Regions from separate parts of the Mus musculus genome. Here all the other regions are linked to region 2. Evidence: chromatin loops called from intact Hi-C (ENCODE). Cell type or tissue: gastrocnemius. All regions are shown on one strand.

Evidence for each region. Hi-C counts contacts between places; a loop is a spot of excess contacts. Peaks named below come from ENCODE experiments on the same cell type or tissue, not always from the same donor. Only the 100,000 strongest peaks of a DNase experiment are listed, where the experiment ranks them.
Region 1: a loop joins it to region 2, with 6 times the contacts of the local background. A loop is called at or near these places in 19 of 42 quality-filtered maps.
Region 3: it touches region 2 in a loop (5-fold over the local background); 19 of 42 quality-filtered maps call a loop at or near these places.

Annotation. Positions count from the first base shown.
Region 1 is chr2:125,259,036-125,267,035 of GRCm38, reverse strand. Dut (deoxyuridine triphosphatase) reads right to left here. Exons shown (of 6, transcript NM_023595.6): 6 at 7,987-8,000. Among named protein-coding and RNA genes, the nearest start is that of Dut, 16 kb to the right of the region's middle. In gastrocnemius, CTCF peaks have their summits at 3,795 (motif pointing left) and 7,587 (motif pointing right); DNase peaks (open chromatin) are centred at 3,747 and 7,601; H3K4me3 peaks cover 234 bases; H3K27ac peaks cover 1,483 bases.
Region 2 is chr2:125,601,411-125,609,410 of GRCm38, reverse strand. It overlaps Cep152 (centrosomal protein 152), which reads left to right. Exons shown (of 28, transcript NM_001081091.1): 10 at 3,928-4,075; 11 at 6,478-6,569. Among named protein-coding and RNA genes, the nearest start is that of Cep152, 20 kb to the left of the region's middle. In gastrocnemius, a CTCF peak has its summit at 4,570; DNase peaks (open chromatin) are centred at 2,746, 4,574, 5,114 and 5,263; H3K4me3 peaks cover 194 bases; H3K27ac peaks cover 1,098 bases.
Region 3 is chr2:125,247,751-125,255,750 of GRCm38, reverse strand. It overlaps Dut (deoxyuridine triphosphatase), which reads right to left. Exons shown (of 6, transcript NM_023595.6): 1 at 7,855-8,000; 2 at 6,494-6,585; 3 at 4,734-4,778. Among named protein-coding and RNA genes, the nearest start is that of Dut, 4.2 kb to the right of the region's middle. In gastrocnemius, CTCF peaks have their summits at 3,306 and 5,658 (motif pointing right); DNase peaks (open chromatin) are centred at 3,315, 3,774 and 7,198; H3K4me3 peaks cover 1,022 bases; H3K27ac peaks cover 1,274 bases.

The sequences.
Region 1 (8,000 bases), 340 kb after region 2:
TGCTGCCACGGGAGAAGCACAGTACTTAGTTTGCTCTGCCTCTAACAACATTTGTTTGTGTAAGTCAGATCACCTCTTGACCTATAAAAATGAGCATTGCTAAATAGGGGCTGGAGAGATGGCTTAGCAGTTAAGAGTACATTGCTACTCTTCCAGAGGACCCAACTTAAGTTCGTAGCACCCATGTCAGACAGCTCACAAACCACCTGTAACTCCAGCTCTACAGGGGCCATTGCCCTCCTCTGACCTTTGTGAGCACACTCGCACACTTGACAAACATTCAGACACACATACAGAGACATGAAAATGAAAATAAACCTTTACAAGATTCCTAAACAAAGCGAGGCGGTGATGGCGCACGCCTTTAATCCCAGCACTGGAGAGGCAGAGGCGGGAGCGTTTCTGAGTACGAGGCCAGCCTGGGCTCTACAGAGCAAATTCCAGGAGAGACAGGGGTAAGAGAACCGTAAACAATCTCAAATGTGGTGTGCTACGGAGCAGAGTGGTGTGTGGGTGTGAGCTGCACGGTGACTGGTCGGTGCTTTACAAAACACTGATTCTACTTCAGACTAAGCGGATGGACACACATTCGGATGCTTTAAACGTAGAGAGCAAGTAGCAAGAGGATAAATATTTCATATTGATCAGCATTTCTTCCCATTTCCTCTTTAGTGGGCAACTATTTAACCACTTAAACATATATCCTGTAGGGAGCTGGAGAAAGAGCTCAGCAGTTAAGACCTCTAGTTCTTCTAGAGAGCACGTTCAATTCCCAGTACCCACATGAAAGCTCCCAGACAGCTATGTCTCCATTTCCGGACAAACAATGCCTTCTTCTCTGATCTCCCAGGCATCAGGCAGGAATATATACACGCACAAAGGCAAAACATTTATACTATAAAATAAAAATAAATAAATCTTTATAAAAATTCATGTAGAGTAAAAATGTTTTAAAGCAATTAAAAAATATTTTCTACCCCATTACAAACATGAAGGACAATATATGACAAAAATGTCATTGAGTCTTGCATTTGCATTAAGGTGGTAAAGCTGATTACAACACAGACTATTTTCAGGTCCTTCAGAGATATGGAAAGTTGGACTTCAAGCCCTCCATTCTTTCCTAAGTTCTCACTAGAATACATAACACGCCATTAATTCCAATAGGACAAGATTTGTAAGGTCTTCCCTGTATAACTTCACAGCAATGATAAGGATAGTGGATTCTACCAAGCACTTCCTGGGGAGTAGGCCCTGGGTTAAGCATTTTGCAAATTAATTTATTTGGGCTTAAAAAATACTATCCTGGGCTGGTGAGATGGCTCAGTGGTTAAGAGCACTGACTGTTCTTCCAGAGGTCATGAGTTCAAATCCCAGCAACCACATGGTGGCTCACAACCATCTGTAATAAGAAACAAATAATAAAAATTAAAAAATAGTTAAAAAAAAAATACGGTCCTAAGCAGTATAATTCCCTTTGTTACACTGAAGGCAGAGAGGTTAATTAGCTCACCCAAATCTGCAGCTGGTGAAGGGCAGGGTTAGAACACAGACAGTAGACTCCCAGGCCTGGCTAGCATTACCACTCTCCAACAAAGCTCAGGCTGCCAGCAACTGACAAGTATCATAGTGGGTTTTCACAATTTCTCACTCGAAAGCTAGATTTTTTTTAATGTACGTTGGCTTTTTCTTTAAAACATAATTTGCATTTCATTATGTCATATTATAACTTCATATAAAAAGTAAAGATTGCAAAGTGTACTATACCAGTATCTACGTGTCAGCACACTTCATGATTTTCATAAAGGGGGCAGCTCAGCAGGGCTTCCCCTTGGCTGTGGGGCGTGTGTGTGTTTGGTACAAATGAGGTAAATCCTGGTAATACAATTCAAATCTCCTTGGACTTGGTTCTAGAAAAGAAAACATACCTGGTGGCCAGGGAGTCGTAGGAAAGCTTAACAAGAAGACTGAGTTAACAGCTGTCTCTGGGCTTTAGCTACAATGATGGCTGCCACATCACCCTTGAGGCTTGTTGTCTGTTACTCTGATCACAAGGTCTTTGGTAGAAGACTACCTTGTTTGTTTGTTTGTTTGTTTGTTTGTTTTAATAGGGTTTTTCTCTGTAGCTCTGGCTGCCCTGAAACTCACTCTGTACAGCAGGGTGGCCTCAAACTCACAGAGATCTGCTTGCCTCTGTTGGAACTATTTCTAGGCTTAAGGACTGCTGGCAGGTTCCTTTATCACCACCAAGTTCCACCAGTTCCTATTACTTAGACTTTTGTCGGTGGTGGAGACTTTGAGAACACTGGCAGAGCAGCCAAGGTGTGACTGTGAGATGTACTCCCTGATACCTTGGGTTGTCCCCATCTGTTTTCTTCAGGATATAATTAGTTCCCAACATCTGGAGGTAAATAATTAGCAGCCATCACTCATTAAGTGCAGGAGATGTCCGCCACATGCTCACTGTCATAATGCTCACATTACTGAAAAAGAAAAGATAAGCCAAGAGATAGAGAGACCAGGTGCATTTTAAATGGCGTCAGCTGGTGGCTTTTGGTTCAGACCTCTGGTGCAATGGCCTTACAGAACCCACCCGACAGCAGACCAGAGCTGGGTATGTAAGATCACACAATACAGATATTTTTTCCATTCTTCCACGTGAGTAGCAATGCAACCTCAGCCCCAACATGGCTGTTGGTTTGAAAACAATATGTTTTAAAGATCTGAATAAAATGTCTGCAAATACAAGTGCCACATTTTGTCCAGAGGAGCCAGCTGGGAGAGTGTGGCAGCAGCAGCAGCAGTCCAAGTGCTCAGGGCTTCATCCTTTCAGGAACATACTGACAATTATTCCTAGTTGTTGTTTGTGATGACAAAGCAAGCTGATAATTCTCTCCCAGCTCTCTCACATCTGCACCAGGAAACGTTTGAAGATTGGAACCCTGTGAGGTACTGAGGAAAGCATTCAGCTCTCTCACACTCGAGGTCACACAATTTTGCAAGTCAAAAAAACGTTGGGAATGCCAAAAACATCACGCTGTGCACTACCAAATAAAAGAACACTGTTATTCTTACAAGGGGAGACTTGATGGGACAGGAAGTGGGCAGGCCTGCGACGTTTACTAATACCGAGGCATTTAACCCGTCGTGCAGCCAAAATACAATGACAGCTTAAAACAAATAAACAAACAGCTGTGACACAAAACAAAACCACTGGGGACATGGCCTTCACTGAATCCAGCTATTAGATTTTTGGCAAATACATGAAGTGGGTTACCTCAGACAACTCCAGGGAAAGTTCTAGAAGTCTTCTTGTCCCTGCTACATGCATTTCACGCAGATAATTAAGATTAAGGCAGTTTTAATTTAAGGTTAGAAAGTTCAAACAAAGAAGACTTGATCTTAAAATGTTGTAAGTGATTTCATTAAAGGGTAATTCTTGAAAAAGCCACATTCTCCTTAAAATAGGGAGGGGGAAGAAGAAAAGAGAAAATGGAAGAAAAATCTAGTTCCTTGGCATAATTTTCATTTTTGTTTCAACACAGCAGGAGGGCAGGGCCCGCTGGGTTCTCGGCCTTCCTAATGCCAGGGGGCGATTAGACAAAGTCCACAACCAGCCAAACCTTAAGGACATAATCTCACTTTTCAAACAACTCCTGCCCATTTGCTCTCAAATGTTGCTACATCCCATCTTCTGCCAGGCTTTGGGTCCACTGGGAGTCTTCAATTTATAATTGAGTTGGTTTTTTTTTTTTTTTAGTTAAAAAGCAAACAGAAAGTGACATCTAGTGGGCACCTGGATGAAAGCCTCTGCATCAGTGGTTCCCAGCCTTCCTAATGCTAGCACAGAGCCTCACGCTGTGGTGACCTCCCACCGAAATGTAAATATCTGACATGCAGGATGTCTGATATGCAAGCCCTGTGACGGGGTCGTTAAATACCCCAAGGGGTCACATCCCACAGGTTGAGAACTGCTTCTCTGGATGACAATTTCAATATTGTATTTTACAAATATTTAATTATTTTGATTCTCAAATAGTCTTTTATCTTCCTAAGATGGAAATAAAAAAAAACCTATTTGATAAAAAGACTGTTAAGAATGGCAAACTGTAGAGCCGGGCGTGGTGGCGCACGCCTTTAATCCCAGCACTCGGGAGGCAGGGGCAGGCGGATTTCTGAGTTCGAGGTCAGCCTGGCCCACAAAGTGAGTTCCAGGACAGCCAGGGCTATACAGAGAAACCCTGTCTCGAAAAACCAAAAAAAAAAAAAAAAAAAGAATTGCAAACTGTCGTTTTCTTTCCTTACAAAAAAACATTTTTCTTCTCAAAAAATATGAACAAGAACTTTGGAGATAAAGCACTAGAGAAACATAGAGAAACAGTAGCAGTGCTACTGGGCACTGGGGACCATGAGGGCGATAGCCAACCATGTATGTGGGCATGCAGACAAGGCAGGAAGCCAGCCACAGATCCCAGCTGATATGCCTTAAGAAGATGAACAAATCTATCTACTTCCTCGAGTGCCCACCCTCAAATTCGGGGAAGCACGCAGGCTTTTGACACTGGTGGGTGCCTTTGCTGGTTTCCTAAGTGATCAATGGAGTCGGCTGAGATTTTAATTAGGATTAGGGAAGCTGAACCTTGACCTTGCACAATTGCATTTCATGTATCAGAGGTGTCCAGGTGGGTGCACACAGGGACATCTACAGCCTGGATTTGTGAAAGGGACAGAAAAGGAAATCAGTCACTGCGAATGTGAAAGATGGTGTTCAGGATTTTCTTCCAAGAAACACTCAGCTGTAACCTAAATGCCAGTTGTATGCTCTCCCCACGTCTTGAGGAATCTTCTTTCTTGATAACCTGCAAACTCACACAGGGCACAGGCTCTCCTGAAACTTTCCACAAAACTCCTTCGATCTCCTCTCCCCACCTTCCCACTCACTGTAATCCTACTTTTTGGCTACTTAGTTGGGTTTTTATATCTACCACCCTTTGCCACCCTTATCCCTTACAATACCGCAACACTGGGTAGGAGAGAAAGGTTAGTGGGGAAAGGGGACACAGCTCATTAGGGACATTTAATTCCTAGGGGCAAGTCCACTCTTTGTAGTCAGGATATCGCCAACCAGCAAGCCAGCAAGCCAGCGAACAAGCAAAAAGCAATGCAGTAATAGCAAAACCACAAATGGAAGGACCAGCAAGGTCCAGCCACAGCAGGAGCAGCAGCAACAGGGACCAGCCGAGGCAGGAGTAGCGGCTACCTTGGGCCTTCTCAGGGCTCTCAAATTTATACCCTCTCAAGAGTACCCATAATTCTAAATGTAAACTATCTGCAGCTGGCAAAAATCATACACCATCTAGAACACAAGACAAATCCTTGCTAGTGGCTGTGGACAGTCTGAAGCAGGCTCATATCCCACACCTGGGATTAAAACAAAAACATTTACACGACGTTAACTGGGCTTTTGAAGAAACCAAACTTCTTACCGTCCGGATTCCAAGTGCTCCGTGCACCCAGAGCACTGTCTGAAATGTCATTTGTCTTCCCCCACTTTGACCGGAATGTATTTTTTTTCTTTTCATCCCCTCCCAAAGCACTACTGGTGTGGAAATACAGTGGTCAATTAGTCTGAATTGAGGGGACAGGGACAGGAAGCTCAGCACTAATGGCTCAGCAAACAGATTAAAATGTCACCATGGTGCTAGGAAGCTTGGGGGTTGGTTCAAAACATTTGGGGAAGAATTGGGAGTGGGAAAATTAGGGTGACACGGGACACCGTCACCCACAGCACTGTCAGAACCATGGGAGGCTATGGGACCACAGCGCTGTTGGAACTATGGAGACATGGGACCTACTGCACCACTTTCACTCATGCTTGGAACATCTATGTTTTCAAAGAAGCAAGTTTCTTGGCAATACTGGAGGCAGGGAGTCTCTCACTGGTCTCTTCTCCCATCAGTCCCCTACCATGTCTGGATGTCCCCTCATCCATATTTGAAGAGTCCCTTCTATCTCCCTGCATCTTTTCAGGCTTGCCTAAGCAAACTCCTACTCAGGTAGCCTGGAAGAAACTAAGACAAAGGAACGGACTTCCACCTTCACCCTAGGCAGTCCACCAGGGTGTGCAGAATAGCTCCTTTAGGTCAAAGTAATACACGTGGTTCCACACGTGGCTCCTCACTCACTTTGAAGGACCCCTCTCTTCCTGTTGTGTTCTCCAGTTCAAACGCCCAGGATTGAGTCTTCAAGGAGTGGGCATGGATGACTGTGCCAGGGCAAAGCAGTTGGAAAGATAAAGCTCTACAGAAAAGTCTCGAAGAGAAAGAAGACAGCTAATGGGCAATTATTTTGCCTACACAAGATGTTCAAAAGACACTGTGCTGTGCACAAATAAAACCATCTTTACAAAATCCATGTCTTACCCCTCCAGTTCTTCCCATCGTCCAAAGTCCACACAGTCATGGCTCACCTGGAACACTGAGGAATATGAATGCACAGCCTGCCCTGAGGGTACTGAGAGGCAACCTCTCTGTTCCTTAGCTTCAGCTGGCCCAACTCCTTTAACAGTTTTGTCTACTTGGGGAAAAGATGGGGTCTTATCAAAGATCTGAAGCAAGATTCAGCTACTGTCCAAACTCCCCAAAAGGTGTGCATACCATTTTTTTACTGCCTTTCCCCAGGAGACTGAGTTACCATTCCCTCCCAAGGAGTCTGGGAAGGTCACGGGAGAGCTGGTTGGACTTAGGCACTGGGATCCTTTAACTGAAAGAAATGAGGACTTTCAACCTAACCTTCTGAAGCTTGTCATCAGACATCTTCTTTGCTTTGCCTGTGTGTGTGTGTATACACACACACACACACACACACACACACACATATACACATATATTTTTTTTCACTTCTGAGATAATTGCAGCCGACAGGCAGCTTTTTCACTATTATCGCATCACTACATGCTTCCCACGGGACAGGATGGCGTGGCATCCATCTTTTGCCCCCAACACTATTACCTGTCATCTCCCAGCATGCAGCGTAAGGATTTTATCCCTATTTGCTTTTGCCCCCTCAAAATATACTTCCTCAGTTTCCCGTCACATGTCCTGACTTCTCTCCCATTTGACAAACCACCACCCTGGTGGCATTAAGTCTGGCTGATTTGGACTTTGCCTTTGCTGTTTAATGACTACATCACTTCTGTTTTCATAGCATGATCGCCTCTGTTGGCCTCAAACTTGGGATCTTCCTGCCTCGACCTCCCAAGTACTGAATCTCAGGTGTGTATCACCACTCACGTCTTTAAACTTCTCTTCCGCTGAGAGTGACTGCTGTCATTGGCCAGGCGTTCTTTGCTGTGCATGTTAGATCCACCATCTCTACTTTTTCTTATATCTGTCTTTATTTTTCAGACTCAGTATATTAAATATTGCCCTTTAGGTCACAAGGGTAGCATGCGGTAGTCCATTACCTTAGTTGTTTCATTTATATCATCTAATAAGAGAACAATTGAAGTGAAAGCAGTTAGCACCTACACACTAGAAATGATGGGGCTTTTATCCCCACTTCAGCCCTGTTTTAGTAAGATGCCACAAGGTGGCAGTATTTGCCATGGTCAGTCTGGTCTTCACAGAAGCCGAGACCTCACTCCCACATATGAACCATATTCTTTGATTTAAAAGCTTGGGAGAGCTGTTAAATTTATTCAATATTTTGGCAAGAACCTAACTTAACCTTGAATGTAAAGTTTCCAAACTCGTTTTCTATATTTGGGTTTTCTTCAAAACTTACATATATTTTCTGCATTAAGAATATAGTGAAATATGCCTGGCATGGTGGCGCATGCCTTTAATCCCAGTACTCGGGAGGCAGAGGCAGGCGGATTTCTGAGTTCAAGGCCAGCCTGGTCTACAGAGTGAGTTTCAGGATAGCCAGGGCTACACAGAGAAACCCTGTCTGGAAAAATAATAAAAAGATGCACATAAACCAGATGCTGGTGGCGCACG
Region 2 (8,000 bases):
CCTGCCTTGTGTCCAGAGCCCTAGGTTGAATGAATACAGTTTCAGGTTGAGTTTTGAATTTGGGTTGAATTTAAGAACTAATTTAGCCCTAGAGACGAAGGGAAGAAACTAAGACAGGAGGGTGGAACAAACCTCCCAAGATTCCCTCTGATTGGGGCTGCCATCTCTGTCTTCGTGGCCAACTCTACCTTTTCCCGGGTTCAGTAGACCCATAATGACAGAGTAATTGTTTGTGTAACATTTTATTCTGCTTTTTTTATGTTATATGTTTTATTTTATTTATGACTCAAGTCTCACATAGCTCAAGCTGTCCTTAAACTTGCCCTGTAGCCAACGGTGACTTTGAACTTCTCATCTTCCTGCCTTTGCTTTCTGAGTGCTGGGCTATGACATGCACACCCTTGTTCCAGTTACATGCTGCTGCTGTGTGCCCCGGGTTTGGTGCATGCCAGGCAAGCCAGCATTCTCCCTACTCATTCCCAGTTTATTTTATTTATGTGTTTTATTCAGTTTGTTAATTTTTTTCTTTTACATAGAAAATATTGTGAATTTGGTGATAGTGGGGGGTTTCTAGGGTGGGAAAAGATAAAGGTATGCCCAGTTGAAGAGTCTGCTGTATAGAAACACAACTAGAACAAACTAGAATTTATTGTTATTTTACTTTTTTCTGCCAATTGTCTAAGGAATTTTTTATTTATTTAATTTTAAAGTAGGCTTTATTATAAAAAGACATAAAATATACTGAAATTAAGCAAATCTAAAGTCTATACAGTTCAATGACCTATATATAGGTAGAAATCAGTTGTTATTTTATTTTTTAAAATGTTGTTTATTCATATTACTTTTGATTAGCACAGTGGTATTGCACAGCCATCAGTGGTCCTTGGCCAGTTTAGGACGGTGGAGTCTGTCAGCTCCTGTGTGGTGTTTGAAAAGAGCGTTGTCTCTGCTGACTTGACGATCTCACTGGGATGTGGGGGAGGGTTCCCAGTGGGTTTGGAAACCTTCCTTGTAGGAATGGTTGGTACAAATGTTGGCAAAGCCCACATGGCTCTCAGGACAACCCCTGGCTTTGTCTACTCTAGGACAACCACTTCCGTCCAGTCTTTGGTCATTGCAGGACAGGTCATGATCAAAGCTGTGCCTCTTTATCTGTTCCCATGCTTGCCATCACCACTTCAGGAGAGGGACTTAGACCAGAAGGTAGAATAGAATCTTGGATCTGTGCAAAATGAGCTTCCGGTTCCAAACCATGAGCTATATTTACTGTGACTCCTCCCCATACTCTGGAGTGTCTGTCTACCTGGCAGTGTTTATATGGCATCCCCTTTGTAAACTTGTGATCAATTGGCTCAGCAATATTTGTAATAAGGAGTCAAATACTTGTACCCAATCTGTATTATTTTATAATCCAATTGCTATTTCTAATTGGAAGAGTGCAACAAAAGACAGGTTCACAGCAAAAGTGAGAGAGCAACAAAGAATTTCCCATGATCCCACCTCCTACCCCTGGGCTTAGTTCCCTTGTTCTCACAGCTTGACTTTCACATGCTCATGGGATGTGTATAAACTATAACTTCGTATAAACTTAAGGCACTCAGTTTGTTGACACCCACAGGGTAACTTGCTGGGATGTCAAGAGTACATGGACTATGTAGGTCTCACTGGGAGCGAGCAGCATCTCTACGATATTGAGCGTTCCTACCACAAAGATAGAGTATCTGTCCAGTTATTTAGTTCTTTATTGATTTTGCCAGAGTTTTGTAGTTTTATATTTCTACTAAAGGCCCTCATTTTTGGAGTGGTATTGTAAAGGACATGACGGTTTTTAAATTTCATATTCTATTTGCTCCTTCCTCCCTTGGGAGACAGCGACTTTTTTTTTTAAAGATTTGTTTATATATTTTATGTGTATGAGTACACCATTGCTTTCTTCAGACACACCAGAAGCTCCCATTACAGATGGTTGTGAGCCACCATGTGGTTGCTGGGAATTGAACTCAGGACCTCTGGAAGAGCACTCAGTGCTCTTAACCACAGAGCCATCTCTCCAGCCTAGACAGTGACATTCTGTAGTAGCTTCCTTGCACTCCTGCAATTGCACACTCGTTTAGTGGTTTCCCTCCTGGTGTTCTGTGTAGCAGAGCAGAGCATTCATGGACAAAGCTTTAGTGTCTCTTTGCTGTCTGTGTTCCTTTTATTTTCCTTTCTTACCATAGTGCATTGGTGAGAACTTGTAACATGATGCTCCAAGGCAAGGAAGGGCATCACTTCCCTGGTCCTCACCCTTGTGGGAAAGTTCCAGGTTTTCCTGTTAAGTATGCCAGTCTCAGAAAGTTTATAAGGCTTAGTTTTCTTTTAAATCACAAATGGATGCTAGCTGTATTTTGAAAGATAGAGTTCAACACAGAGACTGCCCAGTTGCATGTAATGGGAGGTGTGACAGTCTGACACAGCTGAGTTTTTGAAGGTCTGTGTGTGCCTGGTGCCATTTGAGAACTACATGGTAATAACCTATTATAACCTAGAGCTATATAGGTTATAACCTATTATAGACCTAGAGCTTTCCTTAAACACCAGGTCTTTCTATGTAGAAAAGACTGTATATACAACTTATTGTAACAACTCAAAACTGCCGTGACCTCTAGACCGTGAGTCTGAGTGTCTCGCCGTCCCTCACGACAGGCGTTTGTGTGCATTCCCATTAGCTCATCGTGCTGCAGGCATGTTATGCTGGCTTGTTAGAACCGTGCTTCCCAAGCTGGCTGGGGAGCAGCAGCAGCGTGCCAAGAACTTTGCAGCACTAAATAAACAGGCACTGCCTTCCAGAAGCTTCATTTTGCTAAAACTCTGGTAGAAAAAATTTCAAGCAAACACAGCTGCATTGTGACATAGAATACAAAATGCCCAGGAGTTTCAAAGCAAAGCGAGAGCCCTCAGAGCCCCTTGCCTTCACACAAGGACACTCCTGTATTATTTACGTTTGGGGTGGGTATCACAGCATTCATGCTGAGAGCATTACTGAGGTTGAGGACGTGGAAGGGAATCTGGTACCAAAGGCCCATGTGCTCTCCCGTCAGAGCTCTTGCTAATGGTTCGCTTAGGGCTTCTCTGGTCGCTGAAGACTTGCTACACTGTTCTACCTCTTCCATGCTTTGATTGACAGTCACCCCGAGCAGCTTTTAGGCGAGAAGCAATGGTTGCTACAATGATGGGTTCTTCTACCTGGGCTTCAAACTCCCATAGCTCTTTACTTCCAAATATGTTTCCTTATTGGAGAAAAGTTTTCTGTATGCACAGTTTCTCTCCACATCTACATGTAGGGGACACTGATCTTGCCCCATAGTGTGTATTGTTTATATACCCTATTGTCACACACAACAGCTACCATGTCTTTTTGTCATTAATTTTTCAAGTATCATTATAATGCTTGTTATGCATAACATATTGCAGAGATGCCATCGGACAGAAATAAGATGTGTAACTGGTAGAAGGAGGAATATCGGTGAAACAGATTAGATTTAAAAGAAACCCAGAGGAGGGTAATGTTATTTTGGCTGCCCTGGACAGAGTGAGCAGAATAGAGTTCCCGAGTGTTCTTCTGTTTCCTGGTCTGAGGATTCGGATTCCATGGCTCAAAGTGGTTTGCCTACATTTGTATCGATACGTTAACACAGCATAAAATGCAAACAGGATTGTACCGTGTTTCCTTTGGCATGAGTAGACTCTGGTTTTAGAATAACAGTATCTTACAGGTGCCCTGTTAGCTGGGCCTCCCTCTCAGGTCACAAGTGTTCTTTTCCCATCCTGCGCACAGGCTAACCTGTGAAGGAGATCATACTACCAGGTGATGATTTTGCATCTGATGGTTTTAATTTCTACCAAAACTGATGGTGAAAATGACTTGCCGCCTTTTCTTCTGTTCAGGAAAGTATTTGCACGCGTTTGAAGGACCACGTGCAACAACTGGAGCGGAACCAGGAAGCAGTCAGATTAGAGAAGACGGAGCTCATTAATAGGCTGACGAGGAGTCTAGAGGACAGTCAGAAGCAATGTGCCCACCTGCTGCAATCAGGTGCGTGTCTTGTCGGGTGTCCCCAGGGCTACTGTGAAACAGGCTGGATCCCTGAACTACAGCTGTACTTGTTATTGTCATGTACGAGGGGGCGTGGGCTTGCATGTGCTTGTCATGGTTCACATGTAGACACTAGAGGACATCTTCCATAGTTGGTTCTCTCTTTTGCCCTGTGTTCTGGAGCTGAGACTCAGGTTGTCTTGCATCCTTCCCAACTGACTTGTATTGCAAGTGCCTTTACCCACAGAGCCATCTCACCAGCCCAGGTCCCTGAGGTATAGAAGAGCTAGAAGACACAGAAAAGTCCACTAGTGGTCAGTTTCTTTTTAGAAAGGATTATATGTGCAGTTCATATTAAAGGTGCGGTTCATTTCTGTTATGTAATCTGGAATACAGGCGTGTGTAATATTCTAAATAAACATCAGCTGCAGTCCTCTGAGAAACTAGTGCTGTGGTGCCTGAAACTGCTTCCCACTGAGGAAGGGGAGTACTCGCCAGGTGGCGCTCTGCTTCCACAGATGCAGAAATCCTGTCCTCAGCCACCTTTGACTATGAGAGCTCACTGTATTTGCCTGTTTTAGACCCAATATTTGATTAAGTATTTCCGTCTTTTTGTTTAACTTCAGATTGTTTATCCACTCACGGTGATCAGTGGACACTGAGTTACATTTTTGTCGCTATGAATATTTGAGTGTGGCCTCTGTGGTATCTGAGACGAGCTTCCTATACTTTTTGTGGCCCTGGTACCTTTAATTATTTTTATAAAATGACATTAAAGGCACTAAAATGTCAAGTTGATACACAGGCTGTGGACTAGATAAAAGTCAACCTCATTTCTGGTTGACAAAATCAGTCATCAGTGCTTTTTTAATTAACTCATAGACGTACAAGTCACATTTTGGCATATGAGGTAGTGAGCCAGTTTGGCATATGAGGCAGTGAGCCAGTTTGGCATATGAGGCAGTGAGCCAGTTTGGCATATGGGGCAGTGAGCCAGTTTGGCATATGAGGTAGTGAGCCAGTTTGGCATATGAGGCAGTGAGCCAGTTGGGCATATGAGGTAGTGAGCCAGTTGGGCATATGAGGTAGTGAGCCAGTTTGGCATATGAGGTAGTGAGCCAGTTGGGCATATGAGGTAGTGAGCCAGTTTGGCATATGAGGCAGTGAGCCAGTTGGGCATATGAGGCAGTGAGCCAGTTGGGCATATGAGGTAGTGAGCCAGTTTGGCATATGAGGCAGTGAGCCAGTTTGGCATATGAAGTAGTGAGCCAGTTGGGCATATGAGGCAGTGAGCCAGTTTGGCATATGAGGTAGTGAGCCAGTTTGGCATATGAGGTAGTGAGCCAGTTGGGCATATGAGGTAGTGAGCCAGTTGGACATATGAGGTAGTGAGCCAGTTTAGCATATGAGGTAGTGAGCCAGTTTAGCATATGAGGTAGTGAGCCAGTTGGGCATATGAGGTAGTTGGAACAGGGACTGTGGTTTGATCAGGGAGAAAGCACTAAAGTTAACGGCTGTGTGTGCTCTGCTGAGGACCAGATTTGGACCCTGTTCCCTTTAGGCTCTCCTGGCCCTGCTTCCCCTTGCCATGACTTAGTGAGTCGTTCCTTGACTGTTAAAGACTCTGAACTGTGAATACTTCCCCCAGCTGTTTCTGAGAGGCCTGTTTTCATTTAAAGAAACCCTCAAACCACCCTTTCAACTAGAGTCTCTACTAGTACATTTCAGATATGAGTTTGCTGGGGATGGGGAGGTAGCTCAGAAGTAAAGGGCACTTCTGCTATTGCAGACGACTAGAGTCCCATTCATAGTACCCATGGAGTGCACAACTGCCTGCAAATCCAGCCCCAGGGAACCTGACAGCCCCTTCTGGCCTCTGTGGGTGGGTGTGTACACAGAAGAACTCACTCTGTCTGTCTGTCTGTCTGTCTCTCTCTCTGTCTCTCTGTCTCTCTCTCTCTCTCACATACACACACACACACACACACACACACACACACTAATACAAATCTTTCAGAGAGTAGTAGTTTTATGTGTGAGTTGGGCCTGTTGAAAATAAAAGCAGTTTACAAGGCAGCAAAATTCAGTTTAATTGCAGGGCAGAAATGGTAGGGTGGGACTTTCTTGGCTCCTGTAACTGGAACCTTATGTCCCCACTAGATGACTCCTGGGCTGCTGTGTTCTGTAGATGCAGCAGCGGTAACCAGGCTTACAGGGTCCAGGGCCTTGGGCTCCTGCAGGACTGGATCTCAGATACACAGGGCTTTGATGGCTCCCATGGCTCCCTATCCGTATGGCCCTGAATCATAATAGTGAAGCAGACTCCACGCCAAACTGTGGTGGCTCCCAGGCCTGTAGACATGCACCTTCTTTCAGCGACATACCCTATGTCTCTCTCGCAGGCTCTGTGCAGGAGGTGGCTCAGCTACAGCTACAGTTGCAGCAAGCACAGAAGGCCCACGTCCTAAGTGAGAGCATGAATAAGGCTTTGCAAGTGAGTACTGTCTCAGGAGAGACTTAGGCAATGCTGTCTATCGTACCTTTTTTGAACCTTAGGTTTCTCTGTGGTAAAAGTGGCTTAGACCATCTTCAGACCAGCCAGGGAAGTTTTTCAGGATCTCGCTGACACCACTGTTAGTTAGACCTAGGTGTTCTAGCCCAGTTCTGATGAGCTGCAGAGCCAGGCCTCTGCCTCCTCCTGCCAGTCTGTCCACTGTCCCTCCTGGCTCTGCAGGTGTATCCTGGAGACCAGAGTCTCTACAGGTATGTGGCATATTTAACTGGGCCCTGTTTCTCACAGATCCTCTGTCACTGTAATTTTCCTGAAAGGTAACGAAGGTGCTGGAGAGGAGCTCTAGTGTTTCTTCCACTGAAGGAGGTGCTAGGCCTGCTGATCCTGCAGGCAGAGCATAGCACACTCCTTTAGATAGAGTATAGTACACTCCTGCAGGCAGAGCATAGCACACTCCTTTAGATAGAGTATAGCACACTCCTGCAGACAGAGCATAGCACACTCCTTTAGATAGAGTATAGCACACTCCTGCAGACAGAACATAGCACACTCCTTTAGATAGAGTATAGCACACTCCTGCAGACAGAGCATAGCACACTCCTGCAGGCAGAGCATAGCACACTCCTGCAGGCAGAGCTTAGCACACTCCTGCAGACAGAGCAAAGCACACTCCTGCAGGCAGAGCTTAGCACACTCCTTTAGATAGAGTATAGCACACTCCTGCAGGCAGAGCATAGCACACTCCTGCAGGCAGAGCAAAGCACACTCCTTTAGATAGAGTATAGCACACTCCTTTAGATAGAGTATAGCACACTCCTGCAGACAGAGCATAGCACACTCCTGCAGGCAGAGCATAGCACACTCCTGCAGACAGAGCATAGCACACTCCTGCAGGCAGAGCTTAGCACACTCCTTTAGATAGAGTATAGCATGCTCCTGCAGGCAGAGCATAGTACACTCCTGCAGGCAGAGCTTAGCACACTCCTTTAGATAGAGTATAGCACACTCCTGCAGGCAGAGCTTAGCACACTCCTTTAGATAGAGTATAGCATGCTCCTGCAGGCAGAGCTTAGCACACTCCTTTAGATAGAGCATAGCACACTCCTCAGGCAGAGCTTAGCACACTCCTTTAGATAGAGTATAGCATGCTCCTGCAGGCAGAGCATAGAATGCTTTTGGCAGGTAGAGCATAGCATGCTCTTGGCTGAGCTGTCTGTTTTGTCTTCTTCTATAGTGAGGCCGGAACATCAGAGGCATCTCAGCTAAGGGGTTTTGTAAATAAGAGAGCCACAGAGAGAACCGCCTGCCTTTCTTCCTCGTTCATTTGAAAATATATTCATTTGAAAGCACAGCAGGAGCTGACCTTTATGAACTTATTTAGAATGAATGTTAAGAATGTATTTCAAGAGGCTT
Region 3 (8,000 bases), 350 kb after region 2:
TCCATGTTAGAATGAATGACCACAGAAGGCTGGAAATTTTCCACCATGGAAGCCCTCTGAGGTTCCAACATTTTATTCTTAGGCCTATCTATTACAAGTGAATCTGTGAAAGATAACCTGGACTGACTTCCAAATTCTTCTGGTTACTCAAACAGTATCACCACCCACAAGGTAAACAGCAATCTTATAGTAACGAAGTTTATAATTACTTTAACTCTTCCGCCCCAAAGTGCAGAGGAATTTAAACCCAGTGACATGGCTGCTCTGGCAAGGGATCACATCCAAAGACCTTTTCTGTCTCTATGATCCAGTCAGAATACAGACATGCCCTTGGTACACACCTTTAATCCCTAACAGTGAAGGTAAGGTTAGTTTGTAGAAGGAAGCAGCCATGTTTGAAAGTGACATCTAGTGACAAGTCAGAGAAAGATCTGACAGAATGAGTCAGAGTAGGATACACTCAACTCACACAAGAAAGGCAGAGGAAAGAGAGGCTACTTAAGGGATTAGGGGGTGGAAGCTGGGCAATGGTGGTGCACGCCTTTAATCCCAGTACTTGGGAGGCAGAGGCAGGTGGATTTCTAAGTTCCAGGCCAGCCTGGTCTACAGAGTGAGTTCCAGGACAGCCAGGGCTATACAGAGAAACCCTGTCACAAAAACAAAAAAAAACCAAAAAAAAACCAAAAAAAAAAAAAAAAAACGGGGGGGGGGGGTTGGGGGGGATGGTATGTGTCTACAGCAGTTTTATCAGGGTAGTTGTACAGAGACAGACTGCAGAAAGAACAAGCTAAACACAGATGGAGACAGAATGAGCCAGAGAACAAGGAGCCAGAAGATTAGGACATATTGCCTAAGTTATGATGAGGCCGTTAAGCAGAGCACTTCAGTCAGAAGCCAAGAGAAGCTGGACTAAATCAGTCAGCTTGGAAGATCAGATTGTACAGAGGCTAGAAGCTTCCAGGCTTAGGTCTAGGGATAGTTAGAAGAAACGTTCTGAGCTCCGTCCAAGCTGACATTCATACAGCTTGGGTATGACTTTCATCTTATCTACCCTCTGAGGAAATACAAGTGACATTCACACCAAGGAAGCAGTTATTCTTTGAAATAGCATAAACTCTAGTCATTCCTTTTAGATACACACGTAGAAAGGAAATGCCAATGTTTTTATTATCTTACATAACACCACACAGTCATGTTGCTTTCATGTTTTTTTTGCTAGGAGACACACAGAAAGCTCTCAATGTATACCCTTGTACATTAGTGCCAACTCAGGTACATTACAAAAACCTGCCTGGGCCAAAGGATGGAGACATGTATTACATATATGAGGCCACTGCTAGGTCACCCCCAAAAGCAGCACAGCCACCCCAACTTAATCAGCAACATCTGAGTGTCCATTTGTGCTGGGACAGATGGCAACAGTCTAACTGCTGGCCAACATAATAAATAAAAGACAATCCATAGCCCTACTTCCCGTCTCTCCGTGGCTGGACATTCTTGCAGGACCATACACGTTCCTACATTTTATCTATTATTTCTTTTTTAACGTATTCTTTTCATGAGTTGCTAGAAAATTACTATATACCTCCATGGTGTATCTCTAAGTTCTCCTGTTGAGAGAATTCAAATAGTTAGGTGCCTGGGATTCTAGAGTCAGGTCATTTTATATGCCTGGAATATGAAAATGTGAAAATCTTCGACTAGCAGGCGAGTAAATAATTGAAACAAGGTTGGCTCTGGTGGCAACGGCCTACAGTTCTAACCACCTGGAGGCTGACACAGGATGACTGCCACGTTCAAGGCTCCCACCTGGTAACTTAGTGAGATTTTATCTCATGAAGATGTGAAAAGGCGGGCTAGAGGCTTGGCCGGCAGTTAAGAGCTCCAGCTGTACTTACAGAGGACTTGGGTTCAGTTCCCAGCCCCTACAAGACAACCACAAGTGAAGAGAGGACTAAAGAAGGGGGTCAGAACACTTGCTCCTAGTGTCTGAGTTCCTGGGTTCAATCCTAGTGCTTCTATTACAAAAAAGAGGCAAGCCACAGACTGATCTTGTCTCTGCGTGCCTATGAGCTCTGCGTCCTCACATCTCTTCTCGAGAATGCACTGAGTATCTTGGCAAGTTATAAGTGGAAAAACCAGGCATCGGAACTGGCAGCGGTTAACCGACTTCAGGCAAGGTTTTCTGTGTCAAGACTTTGGCACGTCATTGTTGGAAACTTCTTTGGTAAAAATGCTCCACACCTTCCAGATGTGAATTCAGAACACAATCTTGCATAGTCAACTTTTCCTTTTGACCCTTATTCACAGCCCGAGGCTTCTAATAGCATCCCCCTTCACTTGCCAACTATGATAAACTTGTACCTAAGAGAAATTTTTTAGATATTCTGTATCCAAGAACATACCATAATGTGATTTTATGAATAACCTCATACCAAGCAACAGGCAAACTAACTTTCCAACTACCTGATTTTCCCCCAGACAGTTGTTTTAAGCAGAGTAAAATTTAGAAACAAAGTTGGAGAGGAAAAAGAAGTTTCCACACAAAAAATTTGCTATGTCCTTAGGAGACAGAACTGTCGACTTGAATTAGTGTGTGCCAAACACTGTTGGATGCTTCATACACATTACCTAGTTCTCCTACCCCTCAGAGGTAGGTATGCTAATTTCTATTATACAGACAAGGATTGTCCTTTTAAAAATCCTTTGAGGTCTGAAGAGGTGGCTCAGCGGTTAAGAGCACTGACTGCTCTTCCAGATGTCCTAAGTTCAATCCCCAGCAACCACATGGTGGCTCATAACCATATGTACTGGGATTTGATGCCGTCTTCTAGTGTGTCTGAGGACAGCTAGTGTACTCACATACATAAAATAAATAAATCTTAGAAAAAAAAACCTTCGAAATTTCATTAAAATATATAAAAAAACTTTTATAACTTTAAGTTGGTAATTAGTATATCCTAAGTGACCATATTTGAGTCAGTAAAAGGTTGGTTTATTTTTATTTTATGGGCATGGATATTCTGCCTGCTTCAAAGTCTGTTCACCACGTGCATTCAGTGCGTGAGGAGGTCACAGAGGGCATCAGACACGGGCAGCTGAACTTCCACAAGGGGGCTGTGAACTGAACCAGGTCACCTGGAAGAGCAGCCAGTGCTTTCAACTGCTGAACCATTTCTGGCCTCTACAAGTATTTTTTGAAAATTAAATGTAACTCACTAAGCCCTGGGAATTCTCAACCAGAGAGGACATAAATATCAACCTTGAGGCTACACAGATCAGAAATCTATCTATCTGCCTTGCCCCACAGCACCACCTAGTGACACCATGGGAGACACCAGTTCCTTCCAAAACAGTAGGTCAGTGGGTACTAAATTAACCCCTACACTGGCACAGAGCAGTTAATACAGGACAGTAAGCCTGTCGGTGGCTTTAACCCACTGGTGACAATACTGCTGTTAGAAACACATTTCTAAGCCAGTTTTCTCATCTTAAAAAACAACACCATTTTGGGAGGCATGGTTCTGCAAAAAAATGGCTGCAAGAAAATCTAGCATACCCATATGTGAGGGCTAGCATGCCTGAAGTGAAGCACTGGATGAAGGCAAAGGTCAAGCTATGTGCCCCAATAAAAGATCAGAAACAAATATACCTAGCCTTTGGGCCAGAGGTTTGGTTGTTGACCCTGCCTGGGACAAGGGATTGAAGTGCGTATTTTACACATCAAAGCATATCTGGCCAGGCCTCACTACCTGGCATACCCTGGCCAGAGGGGGCGCCAGCCTATTATCTAATCCAGACATTTTGGTCTCCTCCTTGTCTCTCTATGCACTCTCCCTTTCTCTCTTCCCTCCAACCTCAATCCTTGGGGCCGGTGAACTTGCCCAAGAGCAACTTCCCAATAATCCCGCTTTTAATATAATCTAATCTGGCTTGAATTGGCTCATTTTACTAGTGGTGGAGAAAAAATAATCTATCACCCACAAAAAAAAAATGGTTCAGTGATTAACACCACTTGTTGGTCTTGCAGAGGAACCCTTAGGTTAGTTAACAGCATGCACAGGACAGCTCACAACCTTCTGTAACCCCAGGTCCAGGGGATGGTACCCCATCCTGGCCTCCAGGAGAGCCAGGCATGCACACAGTGCGTATATATACAAACACACAGGCAAAAGGCTGGCATACACGAAATCAATACATATGTGAAGAAGCCTATCAGGAAAGAGAAGACTCTTTACATATTAATGTATGGCTAGGAACTACACCTGTAGCAAAGTTGGCTACTAGACAACACAGCCACAAAGGCAACACGGGTAACAGGTGTCTCTGAAGACACTTGGTAAATGCAGGAAAGCAACATGGGGGAAAGTACCTTGTTCCACTTTACAAAACAAGTCCGGCCTTTCCTTCTCCCAGAGCTAAGAAAACCTTTACAAACTGGAAATGCCTTTCCAGAACCTTTTGCTTATTATTAGTTCAGCAAACTATAACCCAATAGCCACACAGAAGGTTTTCCTAGCTTAAGAATCAATTTTGCAGTAAGGTGTAGATTATCAGGACAGCAAGGTAAAACCCCTTCATCACACTGTGCCTGCTATTAGTAGATAATATGCATTTCACATAATATGATCATTAAAAATTAGACACCATCAAACAATGCTATTGCATATTCAGACTTACGAATTCCCAGTGGCAAGGATACTACAAAATTTCATAGAATAAAGAAATGTTACCTCCTACATCTATGAAGTGCTTTACAGCCAAGCCAGAACGTGGAGCTAAAAGACAAAATCAGAAAACAGTGGCTATTTTAAATGGTAAGGGGAAACGATACACTATTTTTGGCATAATTTAAATACCATGGTCTCCTCTAATGTTCACATATTCATCTTAATTTCAACAGATCACTTTTTTTTTTTTTTTTTTTTTTGATTTTTCAAGACAGGGTTTCTCTGTATAGCCCTGGCTGTCCTCGAACTCAGAAATCCGCCTGCCTCTGCCTCCCAAGTGCTGGGATTAAAGGCGTGCGCTATCACGCCTGGCATTCAACAGATCATTCTTAAAGAGTACATTTATCATACTATACCACTAAAGTTGGAGAGCTAGTTTAGAAAGTTTAAAAACAATCTCAAAGCCCGACCACATGACTTGCAGATGCAAGCTATGGATTGCTGGAATGAGCTGGAAAGTAAGCAAGCACACACACCCCCAGTCACTCATCATGACTGCCTAAGTGTATGATGTGTGGGGCAGGTCAGAAGACAACTCTGCAAACGCAGGTTCCCTGGGATGGAACTTGCGTCAAGGCTTTTGTGACAAGTGCTTTTCTCACTGAGCCATCTTTCTGGCCCAGCTTGTGGTTCAAGACTGGAGAGTTGAATATGCAGATCCTAGATGGGAAGAAGGAATCAGGGTAACTGAACAGCAGAGCTTAGGAGAGAACCCGGGGCTTCTCTTCATTATTCAGGTTAGGAGACCTGTATGCATGGAACATGAGTAATGGCCAAAGCCCTCACATTGATGAACTAAAATATGTATAGCTATGCATCAAATATCAAACTCTTGTACATTTTCAATTCTAAAAATGGGAAGCATTTTATAGCTTTCTTGCTGGCCTGGCCAACAGGCCCACCTCAGTAATCCTAGTATCTAAAACTATGTTTCAGAGTAACCTGTAGAAGGCGCTGTGTCAATAGCTGCTACCTCTTCTTGAGATGGTACCTCTTTCCAACTCTTTGCTTTTCTGGCCTGGGACTTTAATTCAATGATGCTAGAGACCAGGAAAACCCATTTTGCTTTTTTGGGCGGCCAAAGTACCGGAGGTTCAACAATGCATAAGGCAGTGCTATGGTTTCTTATCCGAGGACTTGATATTTTTCTCTCCTATTTTTTTTTAAGCTACAAAAAGCATTCATATTTTTGGCAAGTTTTGAATTCACGCTCTAGACAAGTGACATGCCCTAGAAAAATCCAAACCCACGAACTCACAGCCCCCTTTTCCTCAGCAGTAACTGATACAAGGTTTTTCTCTAGAGTGGACGGCCCCTCACTCTAATCTCTAGGAGGCAGACAAGCCAAGGTTCAGTAGGTTGAGACAATCTGGCAGCTTCTCCCCTATAATATAAAATGCCAAAAACCCATCACTCTATGGCCCCATCTTCTTATGCAAATAGTTATTTAAAAAGAATGTGACCTCATTTGTAGACTGGAAAAGCTCCAACTAAAGAACACCTAAACTTTGCGCTTTTCTGTGAAGTTATGAGAGCCAACAACTGGGTCAATGTGATCATCCTATTAGCTCGAGAACATACTTGAAATACAAAGTCAAAAAAAAGGAAAAGCAGACACGTGAATCCATGTTTTGTTTTGTTTTTAAAATGGGCTAAGCATTATCTCTTCACTGTGGCCACACGACACTAAGGACACTAAGATGACAGACGCTATCATAAAGGACCGGTATGAGAAGTAGTTACCGGCTTCTTTAGCTACTTACCTACTCTTCCATAGCACCCAGAAGGGACAGCTATCTGAATGTCTGTCTTCACGATGGCTTTCTCCATGGGTGATATTGTATAATCATAGGCACTGAAAGGCAAATCAGTATTTTAAAGTGTTTTTAACATTCCTTCTTACGCTAATGCATATAAAATGCGTGCCATTACTTCATATAAACAGATCCTATAAACAACCTTATGGCAGATTCCTAACTCACCTAAAAAGGTTTACTTACAAGGTAGTAGGCACTTTCTTTTAGCTTTAGAAAGATGGCTTCAGGCCCTTAATCCTAGCACCTAGGCAGAGCAAGAAGACAAAACCCTGAATGTGGGAGTGGGGAACAGGGAGATGCCAACATTGTCTCTGCTATGTGTTCTGTGGTTTTTGTCTCTGAAAGTGAAGGCTGGCAAATTAGCATGAGGAGCAGGAAGGCAGACTTAATTCATAGAAAGAATATGAAAAGCCAACCAAAGAGCAAACATCTAACACTCAATGGGCCTCACTCCGCTAGGCACACTTCGAGCCTGCGAACGCATATAAACCTATACTTTACTTTTGTAACGCTTCTCTTGATGAGAATGAACCTCCCGAAGAAAATGTTAAAAAAACACAGGTGAGAGGCAGAGATGCACTGCATTCCCCCTGCCTTCCACGCTATGGCTGTGAACTTCAGTGGCCGAAGAGAGCTGGTCTCCCAGAGCAGCTCTTGGGGGTGGACTCTGATCACAAGCGATTTTAGAAAGTCCATCTACCAAATACTACTGTAGTCTCTTATTACTGCAGCTCCCTTCCTGATCCAACGAAACTTCAGACTTTACAATGAGCAGCGCTGGAAGTCTGGCATGTGGTAGAAGAGTACGTTCAGTCACACGGAATTTTCACTCTGTAACATCAGCCATTCCCAATACACAGCAAACACCCGCTTATGTAGAAAATGGCCATAGTATCTAATTTCTCCCAAGACAGGGCATGTTAGATGCATACATTCAGGTCATTAGGCTTGGTGACTTTACACTGAGCCACCTCATAAGCTAGCCCTGGATGGAGCTCCTTAAGTTCCCAGTCCTTGGACGGGATAAGAGAAGTACACAGCTTCCATAGATCCTTTTCCTAGACTTTAACGTGCACACTGCAGACAGTCACACTTCGGTCAAGAATAAGCCTTGCACATCCGGACCTTCCACTTGGAAAGGGTGGAGCGCACGCTGCACAGTAACGCTTTGGAAATGTTATAACCCTTTACTTTCCGCTCGCCCAAACCCCTACTGAATTTGCTCAAGGTGAACTCAGGTCTCTGCGGAGCCACGACTGCACCCGGGCTCGGTGTTTGCATTCCTGCCGTCGGGCCACGGCTCTCACCTGAATAGGTCGTAGCCGGCAGCGCGCGCGGACCCGCGGGTGGGCGCCGTGGCGTGCTCCGAGAGCCGCACGAAGCGCAGAGAAGCGCCATCCTCCGCTCGAGCCCTCTTGGAGGCAGAGACGGCCGCGGCATCTTCCGAGCAGGG